Linked DNA regions of Homo sapiens: all the other regions are linked to region 3. Evidence: chromatin contacts called from ENCODE Hi-C or POLR2A ChIA-PET data. All regions are on one chromosome and are shown on one strand. Each heading gives the region's core, a stretch centred on a gene start or an enhancer-like site at or near the end of the contact. The rest is flanking DNA. Distances are from core to core; before and after follow the strand shown. Region 1 overlaps SIL1 (SIL1 nucleotide exchange factor). Region 2 overlaps CXXC5 (CXXC finger protein 5). Region 3 holds the start of MATR3 (matrin 3).

What was found. A loop is a pair of places that touch in the nucleus more often than their neighbours do. ChIA-PET counts read pairs that join two places held with the same protein, here RNA polymerase II (POLR2A). Pooled maps may share reads with other maps.
Region 1: a loop to region 3 is called in a pooled map, with 3 times the contacts of the local background. The contact joins the enhancer-like site here to the promoter of MATR3 in region 3. A Hi-C loop is called at or near these places in 1 of 50 pooled maps. POLR2A ChIA-PET finds 5 or more read pairs at or near these places in 2 of 52 experiments (Panc1 and activated CD8-positive, alpha-beta T cell).
Region 2: a loop to region 3 is called in a map with no recorded cell type, with 2.6 times the contacts of the local background. The contact joins the enhancer-like site here to the promoter of MATR3 in region 3. A Hi-C loop is called at or near these places in 6 of 37 single-sample maps with no recorded cell type and 5 of 50 pooled maps. POLR2A ChIA-PET finds 5 or more read pairs at or near these places in 2 of 52 experiments (GM12878 and activated T-cell).

The regions. Positions count from the first base shown.
Region 1 is chr5:138,973,620-138,976,626 of GRCh38, reverse strand. All of the region lies in intron 7 of SIL1 (SIL1 nucleotide exchange factor), which reads left to right. LOC124901079 (a long non-coding RNA gene) reads right to left here. Exons shown (of 2, transcript XR_007058954.1): 2 at 688-3,007. Among named protein-coding and RNA genes, the nearest start is that of LRRTM2, 100 kb to the right of the region's middle. Within about 2 kb of position 1,371, at least 20 of the 41 ENCODE cell types and tissues checked have a DNase peak (open chromatin) inside an H3K27ac peak, as active enhancers do.
Region 2 is chr5:139,663,234-139,666,239 of GRCh38, reverse strand. All of the region lies in intron 1 of CXXC5 (CXXC finger protein 5), which reads right to left. Among named protein-coding and RNA genes, the nearest start is that of CXXC5-AS1, 15 kb to the right of the region's middle. Within about 2 kb of position 1,724, at least 19 of the 41 ENCODE cell types and tissues checked have a DNase peak (open chromatin) inside an H3K27ac peak, as active enhancers do; they include GM12878, where a contact is called at or near this core.
Region 3 is chr5:139,292,122-139,295,058 of GRCh38, reverse strand. It overlaps MATR3 (matrin 3), which reads right to left and starts at 1,319. Exons shown (of 15, transcript NM_018834.6): 1 at 1,254-1,319. It overlaps LOC124901081 (a long non-coding RNA gene), which reads left to right and starts at 1,502. Exons shown (of 4, transcript XR_007058956.1): 1 at 1,502-1,785. RefSeq lists enhancers at 1-543, 544-1,247.

The DNA of each region.
Region 1 (3,007 bases), core at 122-2,621, 320 kb after region 3:
TAAGGGAGGTAATGGCCTGCGTGGTGGCTCAAGTCTGTTAATCCTAGCACTTTGGGAGGCTGAGGCGGGTGGATCTCCTGAGCTCAGGGGTTTGAGACCAGCCTGGCCAACATGGCAAAACCCCGTCTCTACTAAAAATACAAAAAATTAGCCAGGTATGGTGGCGCGTGCCTGTAATCCCAGCTACTTGGGAGGCTGAAGCAGGAGAATCACTTGAACCCAGGAGGCAGAGGTTGCAGTAAGCTGAGATCGTGCCACTGCATTCCAGTCTGGGTGACAGAGTGAGACTCCGCCTCAAAAAAAAAAAAAAAAAAAAGAGAGGTAATATAAGAATACTGAGCATGCACCGGGCACATAGTAAGCATTCAGTAATGGTAGCTTCTAATATTGTTGTTATTGTCATCCTGACTGGAGGCAGAGGTATGGGCATCGTGAATATTTTCTGCAAGCTTTTCCTTGACTGGAGGGCTGGAATATCTGGGCCGTGAAGGTCATTGTTTTTTCTCATATAGTGTTCTAAGACCTTAGGGGCTTAGTCAGGGCCTTTGGTGGCCTCTGGCCCTGACACCAGGTTTGGTTCTTCTATGGATACGTCACACTTCTGGAAACAATGCTGTGAAGCAGCTCTTTTCCCTCTTGTCCAGTTTATTAGCTATGTGTTGTTGTATAACAAATTATTCTCAGATGTAGTGGGTTAAAACAACAGTAATAGTTTATTATTTTTCTGTTTCTTTGGGTCAGGAATTTGGAAATGTAGGCAGGGTGTTGACTGGGTATGAGAATCTGCTTCCAGTTTACACGCCTGGCTGGTTGGTGCCAGTTGTTGGTGAGAGGCCTCGGTTTCTCTCTCTGTGAGTTTCTCCACAGGGCTGTGCAGGTCTCCCCATGGCTTCCCCCAGAGTGAACAACATAGGACAGCAAGATGGAAACTTCAGTTCTTTTTGTGGCCTAGCCTTAGAATTCGACATCATCACTTCCTCTTTATTCTTTTGGTCACATAGATCATCTATAGTTAATGTGGGAGGCACCAACACAAAGGCTGGGATCGCTGGTGGGGATCGCCGGTGACCGTGCTGGAGACTGGCACCACACCTAGTATCTGGGGACTCTGTCCTAGGCACTGTGGAAGGAGACCCCACACATGCAGGGACAGTCAGTCACCTCATGGACCCTTGTCTGAGGCAGGTGTTCCTTGCAGCTCACTGAGCCTATGCCCTTCCCCCATGCTCTGGCCTCACGGTGCTGAGCTGCCCAGCTCAGTAGCTGCCTCTTGGCTGAAGTGGTGGCGTGTCAGGGGGAGGACAGTGGTTTCATTTTTGAGTCTTTGATCATGAGAGAAGGCTGAGCTCTTCTGGAAGTCTGCCAGTGGCTTGTGCTTCCAGACACTGGATTTCTCGAAATGGATTGACCAGCTGACCAGCCCCTTCCTATAGGCTTCTTGCCAACCTTCAGAGGAGGGAGCCATTTTTCTTACCTTGAAATCCAGTAATTTCAAGATGAGAGTAGACAGTATTATACTAAAAATGGGGTGTTTTTATCCTTTACAGTTTTATGTCTTGTGTAAGGAAGACTCTTAAAAGTGGGAGAGGTAAGAGGTGTGTGGCAAAAGAACTTCTTGAGTAAGATCCTGGTCTATGGATGGACATACAGCTTGTTGCTGTATATCTCTGGGCAAGTTACTTAACCTAAGCCTCAGCTTCCTCAGCTCAGAGATGAAGAAGACAGTGGTGCTTCACAGACTCATGTGAGGATTAAATGAGATAATGTAGGATGATACACATGAAGCTCATAGCACAGAACACAGCACATTGTAAGGAAATACAGCAAGAGCTGTCACTAAAATATTGTTAATGTTAATATCATCATCATCATTGTGCTCACCGACTCTGAGTGAGACCGAGAGAGGAGCATTGACTTCCCAAGCAACATAAAGGAAACCCAGGCCCGGAAACAGGGGCTCCTTCCCTCTCCAGCTTTCATACTTTCCATACCGAATGTTCTTCCACGTGATGCCTGAACTACAAATAGAAGTTTGGGCAACTCCCAATTATCCCTAGTGTGAATAATTCACTCTGAGATAATCTGTGTGCCTGGCTGGCTTCCCAAATCAGCTGAGTGGATTATTCTCCTCTTTCAATTATTCAACAGTACAAGTAATTGGGAGCTGGCATTAGAATGTAAAGGCCGTGAGGTCATCTCCTGTTGTTCTCAGTTGCACAGTCCTGCCAGTGGTGATGTTTCAGAGCAGTGCGGAGGCTGTAGAGCAGGCCCAAAGGGGGAGGACAGAGGTGGTGACAGGCATGACAGTGAAGAATGAAGGCCCTCAGATGGCAAGTTGGGGGAGGTGAAGCTAACAGCCACAGGCAGGAGAGCCCAAGAGGAACGGTTTATAAAGGCTGCCTTCCCTCTCCCTGGCCTGTAGAGAGAGACCCCGTTGCAGCCGAGTTCACGCTTTCCTGAGGAGCTCTTTGGATTTAGCTTTTGGTTCTGGAATGTTAGTGTATCCTGGAGTCTTTTAAAATATGACCAGCCACCCCTGTTCTCTTCTGTTTGCTGCTCAATTTGATATCAAGGGGTGCACGGAGAGACCTGAGGAGCCTCTTCTTTCTGGAGAGTAGGGTCTCTACATTGAAAATAGCATGTGTAGAAGCGTGATCCATTCATATAAAAAGTAAATGGGTAAAGATTTATATATAAATTTATATTGCACATATATTTTTAAATATGTGATATAAAAATCTGGGCCGGGCGTGATGGCTCATGCCTGTAGTCCTAGAACTTTGGGAGGCTGAGGCAGGAGGATCACTTGAGCCTGGAGTTTGAGACCAGCCTGGGCAACATAGTGGGACTTAGTCTCTACAATCACAACAACAAATTAGTCAAGGCTGGACACGGTGGCTCACACTTGTAGTCCCAGCATTCTGGGAGGCGGGAAGATCACTTGAGCCCAGAAGTTTGAGGGTAACATAGTGAGACCTCAGCTCTATATTAAAAAAAAATTTAGTCA
Region 2 (3,006 bases), core at 475-2,974, 370 kb before region 3:
TTGGGAGGAGGCCGCCCATGGGATTCTGAAGCTGGGGCACACGTCCTCTGGAAATGAGACTGAGCTCTACCCACCTCTGCTCCACCCTGCTGGAGGACACTGCTGAGAAGCCGGGCAAGGCCCACCCTCTCTGAGCCTCAGTGGCTTCATCTGCACACTGGCCCGATAATGTCCTTTGAGCCCTTTGAAAAAGCCTTTGAGAATAGGTTTAGAGGTTTTCCTTGAGAAAAGGGGTTTGGAAGAACTGGTCTATTTTTGGTTGGGGGCACTTGAGACACTGGGGTCAGTGTACCATAGCAGCTTGACAACGGCTTGTTGAACACACAAACAAGTGGCCGGGTTCTTATCCTCAGCAGGTCTGGTCAACAAACCCTTCCCAGGTGCCCACTCTGGGCCAGGACACTGGTCTGCCCTTTGCTCCTCGCTGTCCATCTACCTGTTCCAGGGCTGCCCAGCCAGGTCACCGGGGTCCCTCTGCCCAGCTTGCCCGGAAGCTGCACGTCTCCAGTGGGTCAGCACTGACGTCAGCAAGACTGGCCGGGCGTGGAGCCCGCCACCTCCGGAACCACCAATTAATTAACTTTTTCAAATTAATTTCCCAAGCAAAATTCCATAATTACATCTGTCTCCATCAGCCCAAGCTGGGCAGGCAAGAGGACCCTGCAATGAGATGGAATGTGGTGTAAGGGGGTGGCCATAACAGCCCTGGGACCAGGTCAGAGAGGCCACTGGGGGTTAGGTTTTACCACAGTTGGGCACTGGCCTGGCATCCTTATGGATGCTATCTGGGAAAGGAGGGGGCTGAGAGACCAGAGCATTCCAGCAAGGAGGTGGGGGCTCTGGGAGACCCATGGCCGGCCCAGCTCATCCCGGTGCCCCCATCCCCCACCCCGGTGCCCCTAAACCACAGCGGGTCTTGGCATGGCCCAGTAGCAGCACAAGCACCGCGAGGCTGAGGAGGCCGCGGCTGCGGCGTTCTAATTTCCCAAAGGGGCTGAGATTAATTAGCTCACACACAGGCGCAGAGAGGGAGAGGAGAGTGGGAGCAGGAGCGGGCAGCGTCAGGCGAGGAGCTGGCTGGCACTCCCCCCTGCCCGCCCAGCAGGCAGTTGGCGGCCTTGACAGCCTGGGTGCTCTGAAGGTCAGTGGCCAAGCTGGCTGAGCCAGCAGATTGGCACCATCTCCTTCCCAGAATCCTCAAGACCAAGGCTGGGGTACAGTGACCAGGAGGATAGTCTGGGGGGAAGGGCTCCGCTGTCACCACACTCTATCAGTTCTGTGCCATGTGCTCTGTCCACATCATCTTGTTTGATGGTCACAGCAACCCACAGAGGTAGGCATCATGATTCTCCCATTTTGCAGATGAGGACACTGAGGCTCAGAGCTGAGTGGGGCACTGGTGTGGGTCAAGGTCAAGCAAGTGTGGACAGTGGAGGTGAGGCTGAAAAGAAGGCTGGCCCAACTCTAGAGCCCACACTTCTTCCCCTGGACCCCTGTGCAGGTGTCAGGGCTACAGGAGCTCTGGGCCTGGGGGACTGGAACACCAGTCACAAAGCTCCTAAGTGTGTCTGTCTGCGGGGAATGAACTTACCCCTGCCTCAGAGAGCACGCAGGGCAGACTCGCACAGTCATTTCACAGATGAAGAAACTGAGACCAGAAAGGGGAAATGATCTGAGGCTGGGACTAGCCTCTAGTAAAGTCAACCCGATGAAGTGACCTTTAGTGAGCCCTGACCCAGGGCCATGCAGCGCCTGGTGCTAAGTGACACACGGACCACGGGATGGGGGGTCATTGTGGCTATGTCCCTGTATACCAAAGAGGAAGTGCCAGCTCAAGGGCACTTGCTCAACTCCTCCCTGCAGGGTGCCCAGGAGAGGGAAATGGAGCCCCTGGGGAGGGGGTGGAGGAGGTGCGCAACCCTGACCAGGCCCCGAGGCAGCTTCCACAGGCCTAACCATGGAGTTTCCCAGAACCTGTCTGCAGGAAGAACCCAGAAACCCCAAGGGGCATCCATCTGCTCCTCAGGGGATCCCCCACCCACCCATCCACCCTCCTCCCTGGAGTTAAGGGGTTAGGTTAGCAGTTCCAATGCTCTTAGGTTCAAACCTGGAAAGTGCCTTGAGATAGCAGAGGGACCTAGGAGAGTTAAGGAGCTGGGCATGGGGGAGGGGGCTGGCTCAACTAGGAACACTACACATCTTGTGTGTAATGGGGCGAGGGGAGCCCCTCATCTCAGAGACACAGGCTCAGGCCATGCCAGGGTCCAAGTGGGGCTTTGGAGTCAGGATTCCTCTCCTAGCTCTGCAGCCTCCAGCCTAGGTGACCTCAGACAGGTTGCTGACCCTCGCTGAGCCCAACCCCTAGCCAGTGAAATGCAGCCGCTGACAGCCCCCACCTCGTCAGGTCCTGGAGAGGACCTATGTGAAGGGGTCAGTGTAGCGTCCACATGCAGTAGGTGCTCAACTAAGGATAGCCATGTTGTTGTTTTTACTGTCCACATCTGCCAGCATAAGTGTGAACGTCACGGACAAGTCAGGCCAGGCGTGTTGGGTAACCCAGGTCATGGCCCTGGTTCTCTCACCATTTGCTTTTGAGCTCTGAGGCAATCCTTCATGCCTCAGTTTCCCCAGCCCCAAATACAAAGCATTCCCCGTCTAGCCTGCAGGACCATGGGGGGATGGACATGTGGTAGAAGCCTGAAGGTTACAACGAGGGTAGCACCCCACTGGCCAGGCTTGCATCTCCTCTTCTGCCCAAAGGAAGAAGGCCTACCTACACTTCTAGACAGCCTTTCCTCCTACCTCCCTCGCCCTCAGCCCTGCCAGCTCATGTCGGCTCTTCTTAGATCTCCCACAGCCCTGACAGCCCTGCCACAAAGGCACATCCCAAGCCTCTCGCCACCCTGCAAAGGCTCCATTTGCCACCTGGAAGTCCCTGCTCAAGTCTAACATATAGCCTTGCTGTGTGAGCATAGGGGGTGGGAGACAGAGAAAGCCTTGAAACTA
Region 3 (2,937 bases), core at 70-2,569:
ATCTTAAGCCAAGGTTTAAAACACAGAACGCAGTACCAATACAAAATCTCGTGACCCCTACCTACGAAATCAACGATTCTTCACATTATTCCAGCGCGCCCGAAAGACTAGCCATTTCAGAACCACCATAACCGTTCTAGAAATATCTGGCTAAAAAACTGTAACTGATCCAATAGGAATATTCCACAGAACAGGGCCACAGAGCAGGATAAACACCTAGGGGATATTCATCCACGGTAAATGCCGAACACAGAACATGGCACAGAGCTCGAAATGCAAAGAACGATGCGGCGACTACACCACGGTACTCCAAAACCCTTTGTCTGGAAACCGGAAGGTCCCACACCACACGATCCTCTCTGGAGGAACCTGGACTAATACTATTTTGATAAAGAGAAAAAGGATGTGAGGTGACTTGACTAAACAAGTGCAAATCACCCGCCTCGCACTGTACTGCAGGCGGCTTGTTCCACGACGCAGTACGAAAAACAAGCGTTAACGTTTCATTTTTCGGCCATTTTTACGCGATGGGGGGCGGGGAGGAATTGTTTCTGATGTCCAGCTAACGCCGCGCGCGCGCGCGCGTGTGGGCCGGGAGTCTTAGGGGGCGCTCTGAGGCGATGGGCAAGGAGCGGCGTGAAGGCCGAGACACCGGGAAAAGAAAGAAACGCTGCTCAAACAAGCAGGCTCTTCAGAGTCTGCGAAATCCTCCATTTTGGGGGAACATTTTCAGAGAAAAAAAGGCGAACGGGTTATTTGGCACTGGCGCTACCCAAGGACTTAGATATCTTAACCATCCTCCTCAAACGGCAAGCCCCCAGTGTACAGTCTGTCCCTCAGGCCTCGAGCGAGCTCCTCCCTCCCCCTCAGCGCCGCGGCCCGCGTGTAACGGGCTAGTCGTCCCGCCCCCGCCCACAACGAGCCCAGGACGCGCAGGAAGCTCGGCCGGTCAGCGCACCTCTTCACCCAAAATCTCCCGCCGCACCCTGGGCCCTTGGCCGGCCGCGTGTTTCCCTCCCGGACCGCTCACCTCCGCCGCCCTAGAAGGCTGGTTGCGCCGCCACTGCGCTCCTAACATGGCGGCCGCCGATCAGGCGGCTCACATACGCAACGCGGAGGGAGGCAGAGCGGGAGCGAGCAAGAAAGGCGCGCCGCCGGCTCCCCGCAGCCCCTGTCGCCGTCGTTGTCCCCTCCCGGCGGACACGGAGAACCCCCAGCCACCCGACCCCGACTCTTACCCGCTTCACGCCTACCTTAGGGAAAGGGAGAGGGAAAAGGAGAGGTACCTCTCTCCCAGCGAGCGGGACGCGGAGACTCCCACAATCCCCCGCAGCAACGGCGCTGGCGAGAAGCGGCGGCAGCGGCTGCAGCCCAAGAACAAACCCACTCTCGCGAGAGAGCTCGCCCCCACCCCCTCGATCTGGTTCGGCGCGCGCCAGGCCCCTCCCCCTACTCAGCGCGCGCACCTCGCTCGTGCACTCGCCTGCGGTCGTTGTTCTTTAATCCCGGAGATCCCTCTCCGTCATCCAGCTGAGGCGGGAAATGGAGGAACAGACGTGGCTTACGAGTTCGAGTCCCATTCCCGAAAAGGCTGTTTGTCAACCTCCTGAATAGCATAATACAAAGTTTAAATAGGGTATGCCTTAGAAGGGATTCGCGAGAGTCCCTGGCTTAGACTCGACTTTTATGCTCTCTGGTTGTTCTGTTTGCCAAGGAATGGTGGAAAGCGCCAGATATTGGGGCCACAAAGGGAAAACGATACCATTTTGGCTGGTTTTTATTTAGGTATGTTTATTTATTTATCATAAATAAACTGTGTTGCTCAGGTTGGAGTGCGCTGGCGTTATCATGGCTCATTGCAGCCTCGAACTCCTATCCTCAAGGGATCCTCCCACCTCAGCCTCCCCAGTAGCTGGGACTACAGGCTCGCACCACCATGGCCAGCTAACTTTTTTATTTTTATTTTTTCCGTAGAGATGGTGTCTCGTTATTTTGCCTAGGCTGGTCTGGAACTCCTTGGCTCAAGCAGTGCTCCCGCCTCCGCCTCTCAGCATTGGATTAAGGGCGTGAGCCTACACGCCCAGCCAGCTGTTTTTTTTGTTTTGTTTTTTGTTTTGAGACGGAGTCTCACTCTGTCACCCAGGCTGGAGTGCAGTGGCGCGATCTCGGCTCACTGCAAACTCCGCCTCCCGGGTTCACGCCATTCTCCTGCCTCAGCCTCCGGAGTAGCTGGGACTACAGGCGCCCGCCACGACGCCTGGCTAATTTCTTTTTGCATTTTTAATAGAGGCGGGGGTTTCACCGTGTTAGCCAGGATGCTCTCGATCTCCTGACCTTGTGATCCGCCCGCCTCGGCCTCCCAAAGTGGCCAGCTGGTTTTTAAAATCAGGAATTCTGTGCAGGAGGGTCGTTGAGGCGGAGGACCGCGAGCCTTTTCCTTCCTAAAGACCACCGCCGCCTTTTGGTGAATTTGACTGAATGCAATACACTCTTGGGACTGAGGTACTGGTTAGGTACCCGGGTTGGAGGGATTTGAGCTCCGGCCTTCAGAGGCTTAAGTAAATTGTTTGGAGACCTAATCTGGCTGCAACTCTCTCCCCAACCATCCTTGCAGAACTCCGCATCTGGAGAGTTGGGAATTTTCCAGCACAGTTAATGATTATAATATGGAGTGCTTTCTATAAGGTGGGCAATGCAATAAGCAGTTTACACATAACCCTACAATAACCTTGAGAGGCGGCTACTGTGGGATACCATTTGGTAGATCACAAAACTGAGACATTAAAAGGTTATGTGATTTGAGGCACGGTAGATCTCGCCTGTAATCCCACCACTTTTGGAGGCCTTGGCGGGTGGATCACTTGAGTTCAAGAGTTCCAGACCAGCCTGGGCATCGTGGCGAAACACCGTCTCTACTAAAATAATAATAATAACACA